2 separate regions of the Homo sapiens genome follow, and region 2 is linked to region 1. The links are chromatin loops, found by intact Hi-C in ENCODE. Cell type or tissue: Calu3. All regions are shown on one strand. Links, peaks and the distances in the headings refer to the core of each region. The heading gives the core; the rest is flanking DNA.

Region 1 (11,258 bases), core at 1,507-9,506:
TTGTGTGTATGTGTGTGTGTGTGTGTGTGTATACGTGTCCTGGAAAGCCTTCCCCAGGTAGATGGTTTGCCCCCCGCAATAAAAATGAGGGACAGTAACAGGAGATGAGACTCAGGGAAGCCAAACACCTACCTCGGGCTGAAACAGGTATTTGTTCTGTCTTGAGAAAAGCCAAAAACTAAAAGCTCATTTTACAATCATTTTGAGCACTCCTAAAGGGAAACTGTATGAGGGGTAAGGAACTTGGGAAAGGAAGAGGGAGGTTAGAGCTGAAATTTACCGTTTGAGCACAGGTTATGGTTCAAAAAGGAAATCAAATGCCTTCTGGAAACGAATGTTCCTCCTACTCCATCTCTATCACACCAACATGTTCTAAAAGTTTTTGGTTTTTTTAAATAAGCTTTATTCTTGTCCCTTGAAAACAAAAGTTTGTTGCCCTTTGATGAGCACCTGGCTTCCAGGTCAAGTGGCTTTTCTCCTGAGGCCTCTTTAGGGCACAACCTAGCCCCAGATTTGCTGGCCTATGTAGTCAAAATAGAGGATTCAGCAAAGGAGTCTAAGCAAAGTGTGGTATGTGTGCATTTCCTGAAGAGTCAGAGACATTGTCTCAATCCTAAACCTTATTGAGCACTATCTCCTGATCTTTTCACATTTCCAGTGGTGGGGACAGACACCTGTATTTTAAAACATTTCCTCCCATCATTCTGCTCTGCAGCTCCATGAACACCACTGTATAAGAAGAGACGTCCGACAGGGCAAAGACTGTGTTGCTCATCTCTATTTATTTGACTAATATTTACTGAGCATCTACAATAAGCCAAGAACCATTAGGATTTGGCCATAAAATAGTGAATAAGAGAGACACCTTCCCTACCCTCATGGAGCTTTTACTGGGGGAGTCAGATGTTAAACAAATAATTATAGTTAATTAAATATTTGCAACTAATTTAAGAATTAAAAGGTGAAAGAAAAACTTCCATATCTCAAGCATCTGGCCAAGCACAGTATAAATACACAACAAATATTTGTCAAATATCTGCTATTTCTTTGGGTTATCCCATGGGCAATAAATGCCCAAATATATTCTGTTAATAGTTACTAGGCAAGCAAAAGACTATCCGTCTGATAACTTTGAGAAACCTGGTTTAGACCAAGTCAAATAGGCTTCTTTAATGCAGGGATTCTCCAGACCTTAACACACTAATATGCATTGACTCTCTAAGTTAGCTCTCAGATTTGCATAGGATATGTATTAGTTCATTCTCAAATTGCTATAAAAAAACTACCTGATACTGGGTAATTTATAAAGAAAAGAGGTTTAATTGGCTCACGGTTCTGCAGGTTTTACAGGAAGCAGGGCTGGGGAGGCCTCAGGAAACTTACAATCATGGTGGAAGGTGAAGGGGAAGTAGGCACATCTTACATGGCTGGAGTAGGATGAAGAGAGAGAAAGGGGAGGGGCTACACACTTTTAAACAACCAGATCTCATGAGAACTCTCACTAGCACAAGAACAGCATGATCCATCCTCACCCCCATGATTCAATCACCCCCCTACCACACCCCTCCACCAACATTGGGGATTAAAATTCAAACTGAGATTTGGGAGGGGACACAAATCCAAACCATATCAGTATATCACAAGTACTTCTGTCCTGCAGCATTCCAGGGAGCCTAACCATCTTGAGATATATATATAGATATATTTTTTTGGAAATACTTTCAATGGATTTTCAGGTGGAACTTCAATGCTTCCACCTGAAGGGGGAAAATGCCTTTCTTTTCCATTGCCAGCAACTGGGCCCTGGAGAGTCTGATGCTGACCTGGGTTTTCTCTGGTAACACAGTCCTGCCCCTGGCCTAGGAAACACCCTCTTTGTGCCACCCAGATATGCAGAACAAGGAATAGCACACAGCCAGATGATCACTTACTTAGGGAAAATGAAAAGGCCTTGATGCATTCAAGATCTGAAGATGCAGAAATAAGCACTGCAATCTGAGTGCCTAGTGACTTTGCTTGGTACCACCTGGAGTTCAAGGTCAGGGCAAGGGTACACACTCAAGTCTGATGACTTCCCATAAGAACGTTTGCATACTTGGTGGTAGGAACAGGAAGTATTTGCTAGACTGTGCAAAGTGACATGAAATTTAGCTGCAAAAGCTGAACTCAAGATTTATCCACACTGAAAACGTAAATCCATTGTTCCTATTTAGGGTTGCACTGGGCATACTTACACTAAAAAGTTATTTGTTGTTTATCTGAACTTCTAACTTCAATGGCCATCCTGTATGTTTATCTGCTAAGTCTGGCAACTCTACTTTTGTGCCTGTTTGCTCTGGCTACCATGAGTTCTGCCCATGAGTGTGAGCTTTGAATACAAGGGGCTAAGAAGGCTGTGCTGTGGGTGCCAACCTGTCAAGGTAGTACCCAGTCTAGCTGCTGTGCAGATGTGCAGGACAAACTTTGCTGAGAAGCACTCCTGGCGCTATCAGATTTGGCTAGTTTCTGCTGCTGGTAAGCTGGCAAATTCCACTCTTATTTCAAAACCAAAAAAAAAAAAAAAAAAAGAAGAGGTGAGTTTTACAAGCAGTCTTTTGTGGTACAGAACAGAGTAGAGCAGTGATTCTCAACTGGGAGCAAGCTGGCAACGTCTGGAGACAGTTTTGATTATTACAGCTGGAGGGAGAGGGGACAGTGCTACTGGCTTCTAGCTGGTAGAAGACAGGATAAACATCCTACAATGCACAGGACAGGCCCTGCATCAAAGAATTATGTAGCCCAAAATGTTAATAATGCCAAGGATTAGAAATCTGGACCAGAGGAAACTGAGCCATGTCCTAGAAGCAAAGCTAACCCTGAGCAAATTTGTTAAGAAGAGAAAGTTATAGTTTTCTATCCCTAACCTTCTTTCAACAATCCCCACCCTCAAAGAGTCCAGTGTCTCTATGTTGTCCTTGGTTCCTTTAGTTGAGGGAAAACAATATCTGCCTACTATACCCCAATTATTTATTAACAACTTAATATGCTAATCTCCCAAAATATGTTAATTTTCTAAACCATCTCCTGTTCAAAAGATGGTGTGGCTGACATTGCCAACTCCCTACTTCTGAGCTGATCTCTCCTTTTTCCTTGCTAACAGAGCCCCCAACTTTGTCTGGGGAAGCATTGTGTCCAGTTAAAAATACTGACCCTCTTAAACTTTCTTTCACAAGCGAATATGAGATGGAATTGGAGTTTCTGGGAAGGAAATTTCCTGCCTAATATACAGACAGATTTTGCTGGCTCTGAGCTTTGTTGCTTTTGTTCTTTCTCCCCACTCTCCTGGAATGCAGAAGTGATGGGCACAAGAGGAGCAGCTGCCATTCACAACCATGAAGCCAAAAGCCACACACAAAAGGCACTTGAGTAAGAGGCTGGAAGGGTCCTGGGTGCTTGGCAACTTTTTCAAGGTGGTGCACCATTCTGCACTAGTTATAACAAGATTTCTCATTACATTGAAAAAAAAATAAGTAACTTGGTTAATCCTCTGAAGTTGAGTTTCTGTAACATGCAACCAAGCTCAGCCTTAACTGATAAAAGACCTGGAGAGGAATATGCTTAACCCAAGCATTGAATCTAATGGTGAAATCCTAGGAGTATTGGAGATCCTAAGGAGTGATGAAATATGCAAGAACAGAGGATTTTCCCATCTCTCCTTAGCTCACCCAATGTAGACACTTCTGTACTTATGTAAATGCCCTTGTTCTGACCCAAGAAGCAGGTTAGATATTAGAATATTACTAGTGCCGGTCATTGCCACAAATAGTAGAGAAAGTTCCGAGGGGATAAATGATTATAGGAAGCATTCTTGGGTGTCCCCCAGGAGGCCCAGCACGAATGACAAGTGGCCAGCCTTCATTTGGACCATATCTGTTCACTAGGAAAGATGCTTTTGACCATACTGACTGCTGAGAGAAAAGGGCCAGCATGGCTCCAAAAAGAGTCTTAGGTCCACCTGAGAATTGACACAAAGCATTTTATGTATAATCAAGGTAAGGATTATGATGAAGAAAAGATCATCCTCAATATTAATGGCCTGTTTGCAAAGAGAAGAAAAGGTCCATGGTCACTCCTACTTTTTGAAGAACTTGCCTAGCCATCTAGCCTCATGGGGATGGAAGCTGTGGTGAGGCACTACTTCATCTGTATATTCTGGACTTAATCAGAGAAATAGCCCCTCACTTCCAATTCATACCTGCTCCTTGGCCTCTTGCCCTTTCCAGGCACTTGTCAGTGTGTCCCAAATAGGGTAAGGCTTAGCCAATGAGAAAGTGGGCATAGCAGTGACACCGGGGATACTTGCAGTGAGGCCAGTCCCCTCTCCTGTCTCTATGTCCTTTCATGAGCCTTATTAGGATGTGACTTAGACCATGTTTCTTGATCTCTCCATACTGTAAGATTCTTCCTCTGCATAAATGCTGTCAATCATAGTACCTACTGTTAATCAAGTTTAGCCTAAAGCTGCCGCCTTACATATTTAAGATAGGCCTAAAGGTTTTTCCATACATCGTGAACTATAACAAGTAGAGGTGTAATCTGACCGTAGCCCACATCTATGCCATTCACTGAGTTTGGGCCAATCAAATGTAGCCAACTGTTCAAACCATGTTCAAATGAGGCAGACACCAAGCTGTAACCAATCCAGTTGCTCCTGTACTTCACTTCAACTTCCGTATGTCATTTCCCGTTTTTTTTAACCTATAAATCTTCTTCCACCACGTGGCTGCGATGGAGTCTCTCTGAACCTGCTGTGATTCTGGGTGCTGCCTGATTCTCGAAACGTTCATTGCTCAATTATACTCCTTTAAATTTAATTCGGCTGAAGTTTTTCTTTTAGCACTACTTCATAAGGTACTTATGAGGATTGATTGGGATTATCCCCATAAAGAGCCCAGCCCTGGCCTTGGCCCTGGGCTGGACAAGTCTGAGAACACTCATTGAATGTCAGCTTGCATGATCCTCATATTATCCCACTAGAGTTTCATCATGTGGCAAAGAGGTGAGGGGATTTCCCCCATCGGTGTTAAGGAAGGCAGCTTGCTTGTATTCTCCTGAAGGATACATGAAGAATCAGACAATGTGTTATTTTGTTATCTGATTGTCTTCTTGGGCAATCTGTAGAGAATATACAACAATCAGTTCTAGCTCTCAAAGAGCTAGAAAGTCACCCCTAGCAGCCACTGAAGCAGCTACTTCCTTGGGGGTGGGAGAGGTGCTGCTCTGGGCTGTTTACTCACCACCTACCCTCCACCCCTCAAACCTCGTGATGCTTGGCTAGACCTGAACCCTGAGAAGGGCCCTGAAGGCTCAAAGTCACAGGAGAAGCCAGCCCAGCTCCAGGGGGAGGAGACAGACAGTGGAAGAATGAGGAAGGGGGAGGGGAAAGGAGGTCCTCTGCACCCAAGTTTTAAGGTCTCCTTGAATTCAGACCATCTGCACAGATGGCCAGAAGCAGCCCTGAGGTTTTTCCCACCTAATGGAATGTGTAGGTTTAAATGGGAGGACTTGGGCATGTAAACCATTAACAGGACTCCCAGCCAGGTGACAATGATACAATATGCCCTTGTTTGGGAGCCCTGTCTGAATTATGCCTTTGTGTAATATAATCTGTGCAAACTGCTTCTGGGCCAGAAGCCACTGTAAGCAGGCTGTGTCTCACCTCAGGTTTTTATCTAAAAAGCCTTACCTAAGAAACACAATAGCCCAAGTTGACCTGGCGTGATTTCTTTTAAAGGTGAGTGTGCACATGTGCATTGAGGGGGAAGGGAAGTAGGTAAATGAACCAAACAACTCACTTGCATATTAAACTCTCACTTGTAAAACTCGCAAAGAATAAAGAAATGGGCATAAAACGTAGCATTGAAATCATACATAGAGGGAGATTTCATCAAACGCTGCCTTCATGAGGCAGTGTTCTGCACACACGTACAGATTGTGTGGTGTTTGGGCAGGGCATTTGTCATACTGGCAAGCACTCGGTTAAAAAGTAATCAGGTTCCAGGCCCTCTGTTCTTCCCAGAGAGAAGAGGCTGCTCCTGGATGTGGGCGTACCTGGCTATCTGCACACTAAGGATCCCCAAGCAATCTGTAAATATTACCTCACTGGTTAGGCAAGCTCATGCCCCCTGCAGTGTTTAAGAATGATGGCAAAGAGCCAACCAGGGATCTACCCTATTTCCTGGTCAGAGAGTGACCTTGGGTTCCCTTATAAGCCTGAATAGAATCCTGCTGAAATACTCCCAGACACAGCACCTCCTTCACTAAGAGATCATCTCCAGTTTAATAACAGCACGGGGCATACCCGAGAGCCTCCCTGAGGTTCCTTTGTGTAATTCCACCCATGTGCTGGTCTAAATGAGCCCTCATTTTTCTTAAAGTTTACACCTTTATGAAATTATGTAAGCCATTTCAAATATTTTGACAACCAAATGAAAACCCATAAGTAGAACAAACTTATCATCCATCAATATGATACCTGTACAATATATTCTTACCAAGAACAACTACGCAGTTGCTTAAAAGAATAAGGCTACATGTATTGATACAGAATTATCTCCACAGTGGGTTGAATGAAGGCTTCCAAAAAGATATGTTCATATCCTAACCTCTGAACACGTGAATGTAACCTCATTTGGAAAAGAGGTTTTGGCAGATGTAATTAAGTTAAGAACCTTGAAATGAGATCATCCTAGACAATCTGCATGGGCTCTAAATCCAATGACAATTGTCCTTATAGGAGACACAAGGGAAGGCACAGAAGAGAGAACACAGAGGGCAAGGCCATGTGAAGACAGAGACTGAAATTGGAGTGATGCAGCCACAAGCCAAGGAATGCCTGGAGCCACCAGAAGTTGGAAGAGGCAAGAAATAGACTCTCTTCTAGAGCCTGTGGAGCTCTGCTAATACCTTGATTTTGGATTTCTGCCCTCCAGAACCATGACAGAATAAAGTTCTGTCTTAAGTCACCTAGTTTGCGGTAAATTGTAAAAGCATCCCTAGGAAATGAATGGACTCTCCAAGTATTTAAGTATTAAAAAAGATACAAGACACTGGTAAGAGTCTTGTCTCTGGGAAGAGGGGTACTTATGTTCTCCTTTGAATGGCACTCCCTAAAGTTGGGCACTGCTATGGACAGAATAATTGCCCCCCAAATATGTACTCATCATAATCCCCAGAATCTATGAATATGGTAGGTTACATGGCAAAGTTGAATGAAGATTACAGATGGAATTAAGATTAGTTAGTTGAGCTTAAGACAGGGAGATTGTCCTGGACTGTCTGGGTGGGCCTGATGTAATCACAAGGATCTTTAGAAGTAGAAGAGAGATACAATAGAACATTATTTGGCAATTAAAGGGAATTAATAGATGCTACAACATGGATGAATCTTGACAACATTATGCTGAGTGAAAAAAACTAGTCACAAAGGACCACACATTGTTTGGTTCCATTTATATGAAATATCTAGAATAGACAAATCTATAGAGGCAGAAAGTAGATTACTGGTTGCCCAAGGCTGGAAATGATGGAGGGCTGGGCATGTGGGTGATGACTCAGAATAAGGGGTTTCTTTTAAAAGTGATGAAAATTACCTAAAATTGGTTGTGGTGATGAATGAACAATTTTGTGAATATACTAAAGCCACAGGATTATTATACTCTTAAATGGGTGAACTATCAGTATGACAATTGTATTTCAATAAAACTTTTTAAAAAGTGGAAAAAAAGAGAGGCAGAAAAAGAAAAAGCAGTGACAATTTGACATGTCAATTGATGGCCTTAAAGACAGAAGGGGGCCACAGACTAAGGAAGGCCAGCTACCTCAAGAACCTGAGAAACAGCAAGGCAGTGAAGTCTGTCCTAGTGCCTCCAGAGAGATGCAGCCCTGCTGATGTCTTAAGTTTAGCTCCCTGATATAGTTTGGCTCTATGTCCCCACCCAAATCTCATCTCAAATTGTAATCCCCATGTGTCAAGGGAGGGAGGTGACTGGATCATGGGTACGGTTTCCCCCATGCTGTTCCCATGATAGTGAGTGAGTTCTCATGAGATCTGATGGTTTTATAAGGGGCTCTTCCCCCTTTGCTCACTCCTTTCTCTCCTGCTGTCTTGTGAAAAAGGTGCTTGCTTCCCCTTCTGCCTTGATTGTAAGTTTCCTGAGGCCTCCCCAGCCATGCAGAACTGTAAGTCAATTAAATCTCTTTCCTTTATAACTTACCCAGTCTTGGGCATTTCTTTATATAGTGTGAAAACAGACTAATACACTCCTCGAAACTCATTTTGGACTTCTGATCTCCAGAACTGTAGAGAATATATTCGTAATGTTTTGAGCCGCTAAGTTTATAGTAATTTTTTTGTAGCATCATAGAAAATGACATTTCTCGCACCGTTTTTCCTTTCGAATTGTGTGCTCTGTACATACATTACCTACTCAAAATTTAAATGAAAACAAAACAACCTATTCAGGCAATGATTCAATGTCATCTGGCAAAAATTTTAAATACCTGTAACATTGCTGTTCAACAGAAATACAGTCGAAGCCACAAATGTGCATGATATATTGTAATTTTATATTTTCTAGCAGCCAAATATTTCAAAAAATAAAAAGAAACAGGTGAAATTAATTTTAGAAATAAATTTTGTTTAACCTATCTAAAATATTCCCACATATAATCAATATAAAAATTATTATTTTACATTTTTTTCTCATGCTACATCTTTGAAATCTAGCATGTATTTTACATTTATAGTACATTTCCACTAGAGTACAATCATGGCGGAAGGGGAAGCACCACATTGGAAGTGCTCAGTAGCCACATATGGCTAAGGGCTACTATATTAAACAACAAATATTTAAACATCCAGCAGGAGTGAGGGGTAGGGAAAGGGGCACTTAAAAAAACAATTCAGTGAGAATGGGAACTGCTAAAACTTTTTTGGAAAGGCACTTTCTAGTACTATTTGAAATATATATCATTTTAACTTAGAAATCCATCTTAGAGATTCATGCTACATCATTATACAAGGATGCAGCTACAAAAATATTTATTGCTCAAAAGGCAAAACACTGGATACAACCTAGATAATCACAAATATGTTACAGGCACACCATGGATGTTATGTAGGTGTCACAGAAAATGAGCTGGAGCTTTATGTAATGACTATAGAATATTGACCATGTCCAGGGTATGCCGCTATGTGAGAAAAGCTTAGGTGAGAAGTGTTTTTTGTATATTTTTTTGGGAAAAAGCCAATTAAGATATAGATATACAGAGAATTATTCACACCAAACTTAATATTGGTTACTCTGTGAAGTAGTGTTGAGGTGTTATAAATACTATTGTTGACTTTCTCCTTATAGACATTTTGTTGTGTATTTCTTTGTAGCTTATAAAGAAAGTCAACATATACATGTGATATTGATATGGTTTGAATATTTGTCTCTTCCAAATCTTATGTTGAAATGAGATCCCCAGTGTTAGAGGTGGGGCCTAGTGGGAGGTGTTTGGGTCATGATCATGGATCCCTCATGAACAGCTTGGTGCCCTAGGAAATGAGTGAGTTCTCACTCTGAGTTCACATGAGAGCTGATTGTTTAAAAGAGCCTAGCACCTCCTCCTCTCTTGCTCTTTCTCTCACCATAGGACACACTGCCCCACTTCATTTTCTGCCACGATTGTAGGCTTCCTGAGGCCTCACCAGAAGTAGACGCCAGTGCCACGCTTGTACAGCCTGTAGAACTGTGAGCTAATGAAAGCTCTTTTCTTTATAAATTACATTTATAGCAGCACAAAACAGACTGACACATGTGTATATTATATATATTATGTATATTATATACACACACATATATATACACATGTATGTGTATCGATACTTTAGGAGACACCCCAATGGTTACACCATCGGCAAATCATCAGTGACCACATCAAACACCTCTCCCCAACAATAACCTTAAATGGGACTGACCTTTCTTTGACCAGGTACTTTTTTTTTGCTAATTAGAGGGAATATCTCAAATATGTTCTATGAAACAGTACTTCTTAACATGCACACTAAATTGCTATGCCTTTAGAGTCTATCAGTCTGTAACAGAAACCCATATATTCTGCCATTCAGAGAAACATTTCTTGTTTATCCAAGTTCACACCCCCACAATCCTACCCAATATCCAGGTAATAAAAAGAGTTTTTTAAAAGCTTGAATTTGCAGGAAAAATTAATTATGGACCAAGGAATTATCATGAACTGAATACTAAATATAAATTGAGAGTTTCCACACATGGATTTAAAAGGAAAAATCTCAGATGGTTTATAAAACATTTCAGACTTCAGCGTCTCTTCCACATTCAGTGTTTGGTCAGTATTATTTGTTAGACAGTGTCAGCTCTGGTTAGCATATCTGTTAGATGGTATGTATTAGGCTTTCCTGCATTGCTACAAAGAAATACCTGAGGCTGGGTAATTTATAAAGAAAATATATTTAATTGGCTCACAATTCTGCAGGCTTTATGGGAAGCATGGTGCCAACATCAGCTTCTGGTAAGGCCTCAGGATGCCTATAATCATGGCAGAAGGTGACGGAGAGCCAGCATGTCACATGGTGAGAGCAGGAGCAAGAGAGAGAGAGGGGGAGGTGCCAGGCTGTTTAAAACAACCAGATCTCACATGAACTCACAGTGAGAACTCATTCATTATTGTGAGGACAGCATTGAGCCATTGATGAGGGATCTGCCCCCATGACCCAAACACCTCCCATGAGGCCCACCTCCAACATTGAAATCACGTCTCTACCTGAGATTTGGAGAGGAAAAAACATCCAAACTGTATTAGTCCATTCTCACACTACTATAAAGATATGTCTGAGACTGGATAATTTACAAAGGAAAGAGGTTTAATTGAATCACAGTTCCACATAGCCGGGAAGGCCTCAGGAAACTTACAATCAAGGCAGAAGGTGAAGGGGAAGCAAGGACCTTCTTCACATGGTGACAGGGGAGAGAGAGAGCCTGAGGGGAAAATGGCCAAACTCTTTTAAAACATCAGATCTTGTGAGAACTCACTCCCCATCACAAGAACAGCATGGGGGAAACTGCCCCCATGATCCAACCACCTCCCACCAGGTCCCTGCCTGGACACATGGGGGTTACAATTTGAGATGAGATTTGGGTGGGGACACAACGCCAAACCATGTCACAAACCATATCAGATACATAGGTGAT
Region 2 (11,258 bases), core at 1,208-9,207, 62 kb before region 1:
CTGGAGGCCATCATTCTTAGCAAACTAATGCGAGAACAGAAAACCAAATACCACATGTTCTCACTTATGAGCGGGAGCTAAATGATGAGAACACATGGGTACATAGAGGGGAACAACACACATTGGGACCTTTCAGAGGGCGGAGGGTAGGAGGAGGGAGGGGATTAGGAAAAATAACTGATGGGTACTAGGCTTAACACCTGGGTGATGAAATAATCTGTACAACAAACCCCCATGGCATTAGTTTACCTGTATAACAAACCTGCACATGTATCCCTGAACTAAAAATAAAAGTTAAATTAAAAAAGGAAACCTTTGTTTATCAATTGTTGATTTCCCCACCCCTCTTTTGACCCAGTCTTGCCTATACTACCTTCTCAAATAGAGCCCAGCTTGGGAAGATAATCAAACATCTTTATTATGTTGACCTCCTTGGGAGGAAAGAGTTCAATAAAAACAGTTGAAACTGTTTAATTTTGATTCTGTGTTTTATCACTATGGTTTGTGATTCTATTCTGATATTCTTTGTTGACAGAACCCTCAGATATACAGCCTATTGCAAAGTTATTATTTTTGATATCAGAAGGGTTTCTATTTGAAACATTGTCTATTTACATTCTTTAGCTTAAAATAGTCCGAAGTGTCATTATTATGTCTTCATGTTTCTAATACAATTTTATGATGTTATATCAATATTGACAAGTCCCCACGAAGTATTTTTGCCCTCTCTGGCTTTTGGGAAAGTGTATTATGATAATGACTGAGATCATATTTATAAATGATGCCAGTATATCTTTCCTCAATATGAGAAGGAAGATAGCGTGTGCATGGAATTAAGTGCTTGGCATTGCGCAAGAATAATCTGCCCACATTACAGCAATAGTTCTCACGCTTTCTCCTCACAACTTTCTCATTACAGTGTCATGGTTCAACCCACAACTTCTGATTTTATACTGGCCCCCAGAAGAAAACCATGCCCCTAGTCAAGGCCATTCCTGTGGGACTATAGGACCCAGAATATGTTATACTACACAAGCTCCTTCATTTTCTCCTCGCATTATTATTGAGATAAATCCTAGTTACAGTAAATAATATCAAGGACAATATGCAGGAGGAAATTCATAAAAACTCATTCTGACAGTGTGTAAAAGGGAAGGAGAGTGGTTTGCTGCCAGTCATGGTCATATCACAACTCTATTGCCTGCTGTGTGTTCATGAATTTATAGTAAAGCCAAGGAAAGTATAGAGGGTGGTTTATTTGCGTATTTTTGAAAGCAAACATACCAGAACTTGTACATTTATATCAATGTGTTCTTAAAAGCAGTCACATTATCAACTTGAGCACTAATCCCAAAATCTTATCATTGCTTATATATTTGTTACCTCTTTTTCAAAATTGCCATCAGGATAGTGTATAATAATGTATCAAGCACATTGGGGCATTTTGAGAAAAACAGTGGGTGTTATAATAAATTACATTGAGATAATCATAAAAAACCCAGACTGGGTGGCAAGGATGGGTGGACACTTTGCTCTACAGTCATGTAAGAAAATCAGTTTTCTTCCTTTTTTGACCAGAAATGTTGTGATTCAGTTGGTAGCTTCTTTTATGAGACTTGACTTGTAATTACCTTTGGTTATCTTCAAAATAAAACTTTTCTCAAAAGGTGATTTCTCTGCTCTGATGATAGTCAAAAGAATGTGCTTTTGGTTTTAATATAATTCCAGAAATATTTTCATCAAAAGCAGCATCTTTGTTATAACATCAGTTCCAAAGGGAAAGCATTCTGGCTGCACCTGGTCTATTGTACATGACTTATACACACACATACACACACACACACACACACATGTGACACATATCCTGGGCTTGAACACCTCCAGGCTTATTTTGAGCCAGCTGTCAGGGCCACCTCCTTGCCCTCCAGCCAACTCTCCTCCCTCTAGTGATGGTTCTAATTTCCCTTATCCCAGAGACAGCTCTTCTTTTGGCATGTAGCCTAGACATCATTGCTTCTAACTCCTCCCTGGACTTTTGCAGTACTTTCTCGCCTTTCTCTTAGTTATCACTATAGATCTTAAAGCTTTCAAACTATGAACTTGTGAGGGAGTACATACAAGGGCCAGGCCTTGCAGGCAGAGGCCAACTCCTCCATATGCAACCTGAACAAAGCTGGGCTCCCTTAGGGTCAGTCTCAGCAAGCGTTGTATCCAAAATAAAGACAAATCTGACTCCAAAAAGACCTCAAAGAGTAAAGGAGGAAAATAAAATTCTACTGTAGATGTATTGCCCAGAGAGCTCTCACATGAGAGCACCAATAGAAAGATGTATATATATGGATATCAACTGCAATATTGTTTTAGTAACTGTGACAGGCAAAATAATGGCTTCCCCAAAGAAGTTCATATTCTTATCCCCAGAACCTGTGAATGTGTTATGTTACATGACAAAGAGGAGATACAGCTGCTGGGGGAATGAAGCTTACCAAATCAGCTGACCTTAAAAGAGGAAGATCATCTGAGTCAGCCCAATGTAACCACAATTGTCCAACTTAAAAGTGAACAAGGAAAGCAAAAGGGGAGGGTCAGAGAAAAAGATCTGATGATGGAAGTAGAGTCAGGGAGCTGTCATGCTGTTGCCTTTGAAGATGGAGGAAGGGGAGCATAGGACGAGGAATGAGAACAATCTCTAGAAGTTGGAAAAGACAAAATAAAAAGGATTTTTTCCTAGCACCTCCAGAAAGAAATGTAGCCCTGCCAATACCTTGATTTTAGCCTAGTGAGACCTATATTGGACTTTGGAACTACAGAGCTGCAACATAATAAATGTGTGCTGTTTAAGCCACTAAGGTTGTGATAATTTGTTCTGGCAGTAATGGAAAACAAATATAGTATCTTAGCCCAATAGAGGAATAGATAATATGTGTAGTATTTATTGAAGACATGCAGTATAGCAATTAAGAACGAATAAGCTAAGACGGAAAGTAAAATAGAGGTTACCAGGGGCTAGAGAAATGGAGTAATAGGGAGTTACTTTTTAGTGGATACAGGGTTTCTGTTTAGGGGAAGTGAAAGTTCTCAAAGTAGATAGTGGTGATGATTACATAATGTGAATGCCTATAATGCCGCTGAAATGTACACTTAAAATGATTAAAATGATAAACTTTATGTATCTTACACCATAATAAAAATGAGAAAACAAATGTGCTAGAGCCCTATTTCTTGCTACGGATAAATATTAAAAGTATAAATTATAGAATGGTAATTGAGCTCCACGGTGTTGTTGACACTGCTGGCCCATGGACCATACTTGCAGTAAAGAGGCTTGACAAAGTGAGGGTTGGGTAAGTATGGGAAGGGCTCATAGGAGCCTAAAATTTCAATTTCATATATTTTCCCTGTATTCCTTCTCACGCACATCATCTGCCACTCAGTGACCTGAACAAATACCCATTGTGGCCTCTCAGTCTCTGATTTTCATCACTTCCTTGAAACTTACTTTCTATACTTGCAAATTAAATCTAAACATAGTGTTAGGCTCTGTATCAAAGGGAAGCAGATGTTATCAATAGAACATTTACCGTAATAAACTCAGGTTGTCAGGAGGTTAGATTTTATATTCTGATGATATTTATAATGCTGCATCTAAAAAGAAAAGAATTGAAAAGGTGAAAATTATTGCATTCAATAGCATATTTATTAGTATTTTTATAACAGTTAACTGCCATTCATGTAGAGGTGTTATTAAAATAATCTATTTGCCCCATCACTGTTCTTTGCACTAAAGCTCTAAGAGAAGAATTTCTTGTTTCCGATGGTCTTAGTACTAAGCCAAAGCCAGGCCCAGAGGAAATGACTTACCAAGTGATTCAGGAAACCCCAGTAAATGGTAACTCATTTCCTCATCTCAACCAGCTGAGCTGCTGTGACCTGAAGCTGTTGGCCATTTCTGTCCAAAGGATGAAATTTACAGGAGGACAGATTTCACCTCACCATAAGGAAAAGTTCTGAAACAATGGCTTCTATATTAATGTAGATACTATTATTATCCCCATTTTAGAGATGAAAAAAACCAAGGCACAGAGAGGTTTAAGAAACTTTCCCAGGGCCACAGAGCTAGTGTCAGGAAGTATATGTCCAAAGTCCACATGCTTACTGACCACAGTGGAATAGATTGTATTTTAGTTTGGGTTCCCTCAAAGTTAGAGGCTGAGGTAAGGGCTTGAATGCAACCTACTTATTTGGGAGGTGACCCCAAGTAATGAAAAAGAGGGGACAGGGGGAATAAGACAGGAAAAAAAGAGAAGCCAGGTAAGCATGCATTATCCAGAGACCTCTGAGAATCTTGCAGGAAGCCTCCTGGAATCAACCCCCTTAGGGGAGGTAGACTGCCACACTGCCTCAAAGCCCACAGATGGACGGTTTACTTGAGGGCTACACTTGCATAGTAAGCAGTTTGGGAGAAGGTCTTAGGCTGATGTAGACATAGTTGGGGCACCCAGCAGCTGATGTGAGACATTATCAGCTCAAAGTGAGTCTGGTCTCGGCTGTGACTGAAATCCAAGGTGCGCTGAGGTGATGTGCTGGGGCACTAGCAATACCTGCTACAGATGGCCTCTGGAAGAGCAGCATTCAAGGGTGAAAGACAGTAGTGGAGAATGTTGCCAAGAAAACTGGAGCATGTAGGCTAGAGAATTTCTTCACATAAAATTCTATAATTCTCTAAGTAAAAGTACATAGGGACCATCGCATCTTGTCAACTAATAAATATATTGTTAATATCATAATTATCAGGAATAATGAGAAATATAATTTAAGGAAATACTGTCAATAGCATCCTACTCTTTTCATCCAAGTTAGACATGAGCCCAAGTTAGCAGTACTTAAAAGGAAGAACTGAATTCTTTTGAAATGAGTGTTAAGGTATTCCAGCTTTGATCAGTTGCATGGGCAAAGCTGAAGACTCTTCACCAGAGGTTAGCATGACTAAGAAAGTGAGATTGGAAATCTTCTAATTACAATTTCCAGGTCAACAATACATATTCACACAGGAATATGTATATATGTTCCCTTGCTAAACAAAAGCAATCAGGTAATAATGGGTTTTTTGGAAACCTGAACCTAATATTCTGTGCCATCCATCTTAGAGATCTTGCTGAATTCCTGAGTTAGTATTTGAGGGATACTTGGCAAAGACTCAGTTTTATCCACTGACTCACAGTTGTGGTCAAAGTTGAAGAAGGGCATGAGTCTGCCGCCTACAGGCTACTGGCCATTTCTAAGTTTGGAGGTTCTGTTTGTTCAATTCAGGGCACTCTGAGGAAACATGTGTTAGGATGTGTGGGGAGTGGAGGTCAGCCCCCCACTGACCAGGGAGCTGGTCAGAATTTGGCACAGTTGGTTAAAATAAGGAGCTGAGGTCAACTTTGGTGGTTTGACCCCTCCGTGGACCTTTTATCTTGTAATTCTCCCACCACAGACTCTAACCTCTTTCCAAGAAGTGGTCTCCTATATGCCTCCTTTTGGGTTCAGACAGGGAACAAGAGAGACACTGTGGATGAGTCAATGAACATTCATCATCCCTTCTTGGGGAAACCTCAAAACCTTTGATCTTTTTCCCAAAGGCCCAAACTAATGGTTGGAAAATGCCTAAAGGCAAATCAATGCCTAGAGAGAGTTTTATAGTGGAATAAGGGCAGCGCCAGTTTCTCTGTATTGTTTTCTTTTCTTTTTTTAGAGATGGGGTCTTGCCCTGTCACCCACTCTGGAGGGCAGTGGTGTGATCATGACTCACTGTAGCCTCCATCTCCCCGGCTCAAGCAATCCCCTGCTGACCTCAGCCTCCTGAGTAGCTGGGACCACAGGCACATGCCACCACACCCACTAATTTTTAAAATTTTTTTGTTTTTTTTTTTTTGGTAGAGATGAGGTCTCACTATGTTGCCCAGGCTGGCCTCCAACTCCTGAGCTCAAGAAATCCTCCTGCCTTGGCCTCCCAAAGTGCTCAGATTACAGGCGTGAGCCACCACATCCAGCCTCTTTATTGTTTTTACTTGCAGGTCAAGATAATCAATATTCATTTTCCCTTTGTTTTATTTTTGATTACTGGTGAATTTTCCCTTGAGTGATTTGGTGATTAAAATAAAACGAGCAGTTTCAAGTCCCTGCTGCTGACTGTTAACACACTCTTCCCTCTCAGGAAATGGAAAAGAGGAATGTAATTATACTTCAATAGGGGAACACTCATATAGAATATAGAAGAATTATAGCCTCTGGGGCAACCAAATGTGTTGAGGACCCCACTCTGATATGCAGAAGTCTTGCTTTCCATGGGAAGGAGTCCCTGAGAAGAAAAAAGATAATTCTAGATTGTCACATGAGTCAGCAGAAAAGGCTATGATTATGAGGACCCTTAATATTGCAAAGGACAAAACATACTTCATATTAGCTAAAAAACAAAAAAAGGGAATATCTTTATGACATCAGTGAGAGATTCAAAGGGTCATGCAGCCTTTGGGTTCAAGTATATCCAAGGATTCAAATGAGGTCAACAGGATTCTGTTTTCTTTATCCCTTGGTTCTGCTTGCTTCTGAATGGCTTCATTTTCAGATAGGCCCTCTCCTCACGGAGGCAAGATGGCCACTGGAAGTTCCACGCTCAAAATGTCTTTACTGCTTGCAGTGTCAGAGAACAAAAGAGGGGGAGTCTTTCCTGAGAGCTCTGGAAAGTCTCAGGAAGCCCTTTTATTGTGCTGGTATGTTAGTCAGAGTCGCTGGTTATGTTGTGGGTACGATGAATCCCAAATCCAAGGCTTACCACTCCAGCTTATTTCTCACTCATGTGACATGCCCAATGTGTCCTTGGTCATTAGGGACCCGGAATGATGAACACTCCACCATTTATAGTTCCACCATCTGGAACTTAATATTTTCTTTATTGCTGTAGTAGAGGAAGAAAAAGACTGTAGAATTAGGCATGGATTTTCACTGCTTCAGTCCAGAAGTGATCCATAGCACTTCCTCTTACATTTTATTGGCCACATCTAGCGACACGGCAAGATGACTAGGAATGGGAGGGAGGATTTAGAATGTTAGACGAGGACTACTGTCTCTGCCACAGCTGACTTGGGTCATACGTTCATCTTTAGGTGAGGACTGTGGCCAGAGGATTGAATGCTTTGATTGTAAGTCCTAAGTCATTTGCTATCCCCAGGACTGGTGGGGGAAGCACAACTTAACCACTTTAGACTTACCAATAGCCCCAGGACTAGACCTGAGGCTGATAATATTTTTGGAGCAAACTAAGCAATCAGATGTTTAAAGCCTCAGAAAAAGTTGTTCAGCCATGTTTCCCCCAAATGAAATTTCCATCTAAGGTAGAGTTTGGTGAACTGGTCACAGAGTGATTACTGAGGACACAGAGCAAGTGTCAGCTGAAAAGGAAAGGACATTAGGATCCCTGGAAGCTGATTTAGACTACATCCCTGGGAAGGCTGCCAAGGGAGGCTGATCATCATCATTTATCAATGACCAGGAGGAGACAGTTCAAGGGTGGTGCTGCCCTAAGTCCAGCATGTGACCAGGACTACTTTCAGCAATGGTCCTATACAAACTCTGCCTCATGGAAGAAGGATGAATGTGTATGGTATACAAAATAATGGCCCCCAAATGTGTCTACCATCTAATCCCCAGGACCTATGAATATGTTAGGTTACATGGCAAGATGAATTAAGGTTGCAGATGGAATTAGGGATGCTAATCTGCTGATCTTGAGATGGAAGGAGTATCCTGGACTAGCCAGGTGAAATCAATGTAATCACAAGGTTCTTTATAAATGGAAGAGAGAGAATAAGAGAGATGGCAGCATAGGGCCTCAGCCTCACCTTGCTAGCTTTGAAATGGAGGAAGGGGCCATGAGCTATGGAATGTAGGTGGTCTCTAGAAGCTAGAAAAGACAAGAAACTAGATTCTTCCTTAGAGTCTCCAGAAGGAATGCAACTCTGCCGAAGCCTTGATTTTAGCTGAGTCTTTTGTGAGGCTTCTGATCTCCAGAAATATAAGATAATAAATCTATGTTTTATTAGCCACTAAAGCTAATAAAGCCACTAAAGTTATTTTAATTTTCACTACAGCAATAGGAAATTAACACACTGTGGCTCAGGCTTCTAGCACCCTTGCCCCAGGAAGCACAGGCACAGAGGTGTTTAGATATGACTGAGCCCTTCAGGATGAGGACTGGGCTGGAGAGACCTCCCAGAGATAAAAGGGGACACTGGCCAGACAAGGCAGGCAGATGCCATGGTTCCTGTGATGGGGGAGTAGACAAAACATGAAGAAGGTGCCAGAGAACAAGGCCTTCTTGATCCCTTGTGTCCTTCCTGGAGTCAAGGCAGCCCAGAGTTTGTGTATCATTTGATTGCCCTTCTCGCCTGAAACATAGATGTTGAATTAGAACATACTAAAACCAAAGCAAAACACAGACAAATAACTGGATATTTTTTCACCAGGCCAAGTTGGGTGGGGCACTGTAAGAACTCAAACTTTACAGGCCGAGAAGTCAGGGCCAAACCCACAGACCTAGTAAATTAGCCCAAGTTGAGAGGCATGCACACAGCCTGGACTTCAGAATGGAGATTTTTCTAACAATCTTCACAGGAGTTGACTCACGGTATGCTCCATATCATGGTCGTATAGAAGGAGACAGTTAGGAGAACAGTACTCCTTTAAGGATAATTTATGAGCTTGCATAAATACCCATATACACACGGACAGAGAAAGCCAAAACTTTCTAATGTCTTCAATTACCTTGTCTGCCAAGAAGAAGGGAACACTAGCAGGAAAGGCTTGCCTCCTTAGAATCAAATGGATTCCCCACTCCCATCTTTGGTGTAATGCTACACATGTGCAGGTAGCATACCAATAGGGTCAGAAGAATGAGGCTTCGATCATTGGTAATGGGACCCACAACTTGCCATTGCTCTCAGAAGCATAGCAAGTGAATGCTGTGATCCTTTCATAGAAACTTGTAGCCCTCATACTGTGAGCTAATGGTCCCAGTCTTGTTCTTAGGTGACCATATGTTCACATTAAGCTTGAACTTTAGTGCTCCCATATCTATTAGTTATCAGCATCCAAGTCACTCAGAGCAGACAAACCACTCCAACATTTGGATTGAATTAACACCCTTACTGGCAAACCACTTACAGAGGGAATCAATCTCCCTTCAGAGGCCAAAGTATTCTCAGTGCCCCTTCTAGGAACAGCTCTGCTTTCAGACAGCTGAGGCTGAGAACTGCTGAGATGCTTGGCCACCCTGTCAAGCATCCACTGTCGGTAGTTTGTGGGCATGAGAAGGCTTCATGACTCCAGGGCTTTGGTTACTAGACTTTGCCAAGTGCTCACTTGTCAAGCTAAGGCATGAGGTAAAGGAAACCCACATCTATTGAGCATCGATTTGCCAGGTGCACATCTATTATCGAATTCAATCACCACAGCAACACTATGAAGTTGACACTGTTATTCTTAATTCAGAACCTGGGAACTTGAAAAGCTCCAGCCTAATATGGTTAACTTGCCCAAGTTGCACAGCTAGCAAGCAGGAGAGCTCACGCCTTTTCAGGATCCCCTTGGGCGTCCTAATTGGTCACATACTAAAGTCTCATTTTATAAATTCCCATCCCTCTTGCTGATTTTTTGTATGATCTGAATAAACTTTCTTTCCATCTCTGGGATGCAATTTTTCTAAAAATTGATATGAGAGAAGGCAAGAGTATGAATTTTCATCGGGCACTTCAAAGAGAACTGATATATAGATTCTAGTGTGGTCAGGTAGAATGAGCTGTGAATATGGTTTCAGAACACTCGTATGTGTCTCAGCTCTTCTCCTTATAAATTTTAAGGGCAAACCATTTAACTTTGCTAATCCTTAACATGATAATTTTTTAAATGAGGAAAATAATACCCTATTATATACTATAGGACTATTATAAGGATCAAATGGAATGGCAGATACAGAATTGCTATTTACCTGTAGTATTTTTAGCTCACAGGAGCAGGAATATAGGCATCAAAATTCTGTATCATTATTTTTGAAATCATACAGACCAAAAGTCTATACTTTTCCTATGGTTCATCTTTAGACATTCTATTACCTTTGGAAATGAATTCTAGAGTGGTTATCATAATATTAGCTACCATTTATTGAGAGCCTCCCCTGCATGCATTATTTCTAATCTTCACATCTCACTCTTTCAAGCAGATATTACCCACAATTAAATCTTAAGAAACTGAGACCCAGAGGTTAAGTAACCTGCTCAGGGAATTGGCAGAAGCAGGATGGGTCACCAGGTATGGCTAATCCAAACTCTGTGTTCTCTATCTCACATTTTGTAGAAAAAAAATACTAAGAGGTTATTAATTTATAATATAATTTATTTATTGCTATTCATGTATACATTTACTAATTTATATAGAACAAATAGTTAGCCTGTGGGTCTGTCACAAAGAGTTTGCACCAATTCCTAGGAACTGTTGTATTTACTGCTGATTCTTCATTTCTGCTCTCTCCTTTCTTCTTTTTTCTTTTTTAACTTGGACACAGAGACAAACGTTACATACAGGATGACATGGATCAGTTCCTATCAAAACCAACACATCCATGAGGTGGTCTGTGCTTGTGTTCCCACTGAAACTTGCCCTGGTCAGCCCTGGTGAGGGGCTGCCTGTGCTCCACTGAGATCATGCTGGGGTACTGGGCAAAGGGCAAATTTCATGGCAGACAGGCAGCCTCATTCAATTTCATTAGTAAATTCTCCAGCTCCCAACCTCCCTACCAGGCTTCCTACTTAACCTTCATTTCAGTCTTTTGAACAAACAGCCAAGGAAGGAAAAAAATTCCAGCTAGATCACAGGCTGGAAATACAACATAGGTAGAGGACAGAATGTTTTCAGGTGGAGAGAAGCGTTGAGTCGCCTTACTCCCCAGTCCCAGACCTGTGTGATTTCAAAGGGAGAGAGCATAGCAGAGTGGTAAGAGGAGGGTGATCTGTGCTAATAGGCCTCTTGGATGCCTATCCCAACTCAGCCACTTTCACATTGTGTCTAGACAAATTCTTTAGCCTCTCTGGATGTTTATCATCTCTAATAAGGAAATAACCTCATCAAGTGATTGTGAGGATTAACTGACCCATGTGAAAGCCCCAACACAGAGGCTGACACATAGAAAGCATTTAATAAATGCTGCTATTAGTAGCTAGTAG

What was found. A loop is a pair of places that touch in the nucleus more often than their neighbours do. Peaks named below come from ENCODE experiments on the same cell type or tissue, not always from the same donor. Only the 100,000 strongest peaks of a DNase experiment are listed, where the experiment ranks them.
Region 2: a loop joins it to region 1, with 1.9 times the contacts of the local background. A loop is called at or near these places in 7 of 110 quality-filtered maps.

The regions. Positions count from the first base shown.
Region 1 is chr5:68,390,745-68,402,002 of GRCh38, forward strand. No RefSeq gene overlaps it. Among named protein-coding and RNA genes, the nearest start is that of PIK3R1, 180 kb to the left of the region's middle. In Calu3, for the core only: no CTCF peak of the experiment used is centred there; DNase peaks (open chromatin) are centred at 5,487 and 6,147.
Region 2 is chr5:68,328,884-68,340,141 of GRCh38, forward strand. No RefSeq gene overlaps it. Among named protein-coding and RNA genes, the nearest start is that of PIK3R1, 120 kb to the left of the region's middle. In Calu3, for the core only: no CTCF peak of the experiment used is centred there; a DNase peak (open chromatin) is centred at 5,258.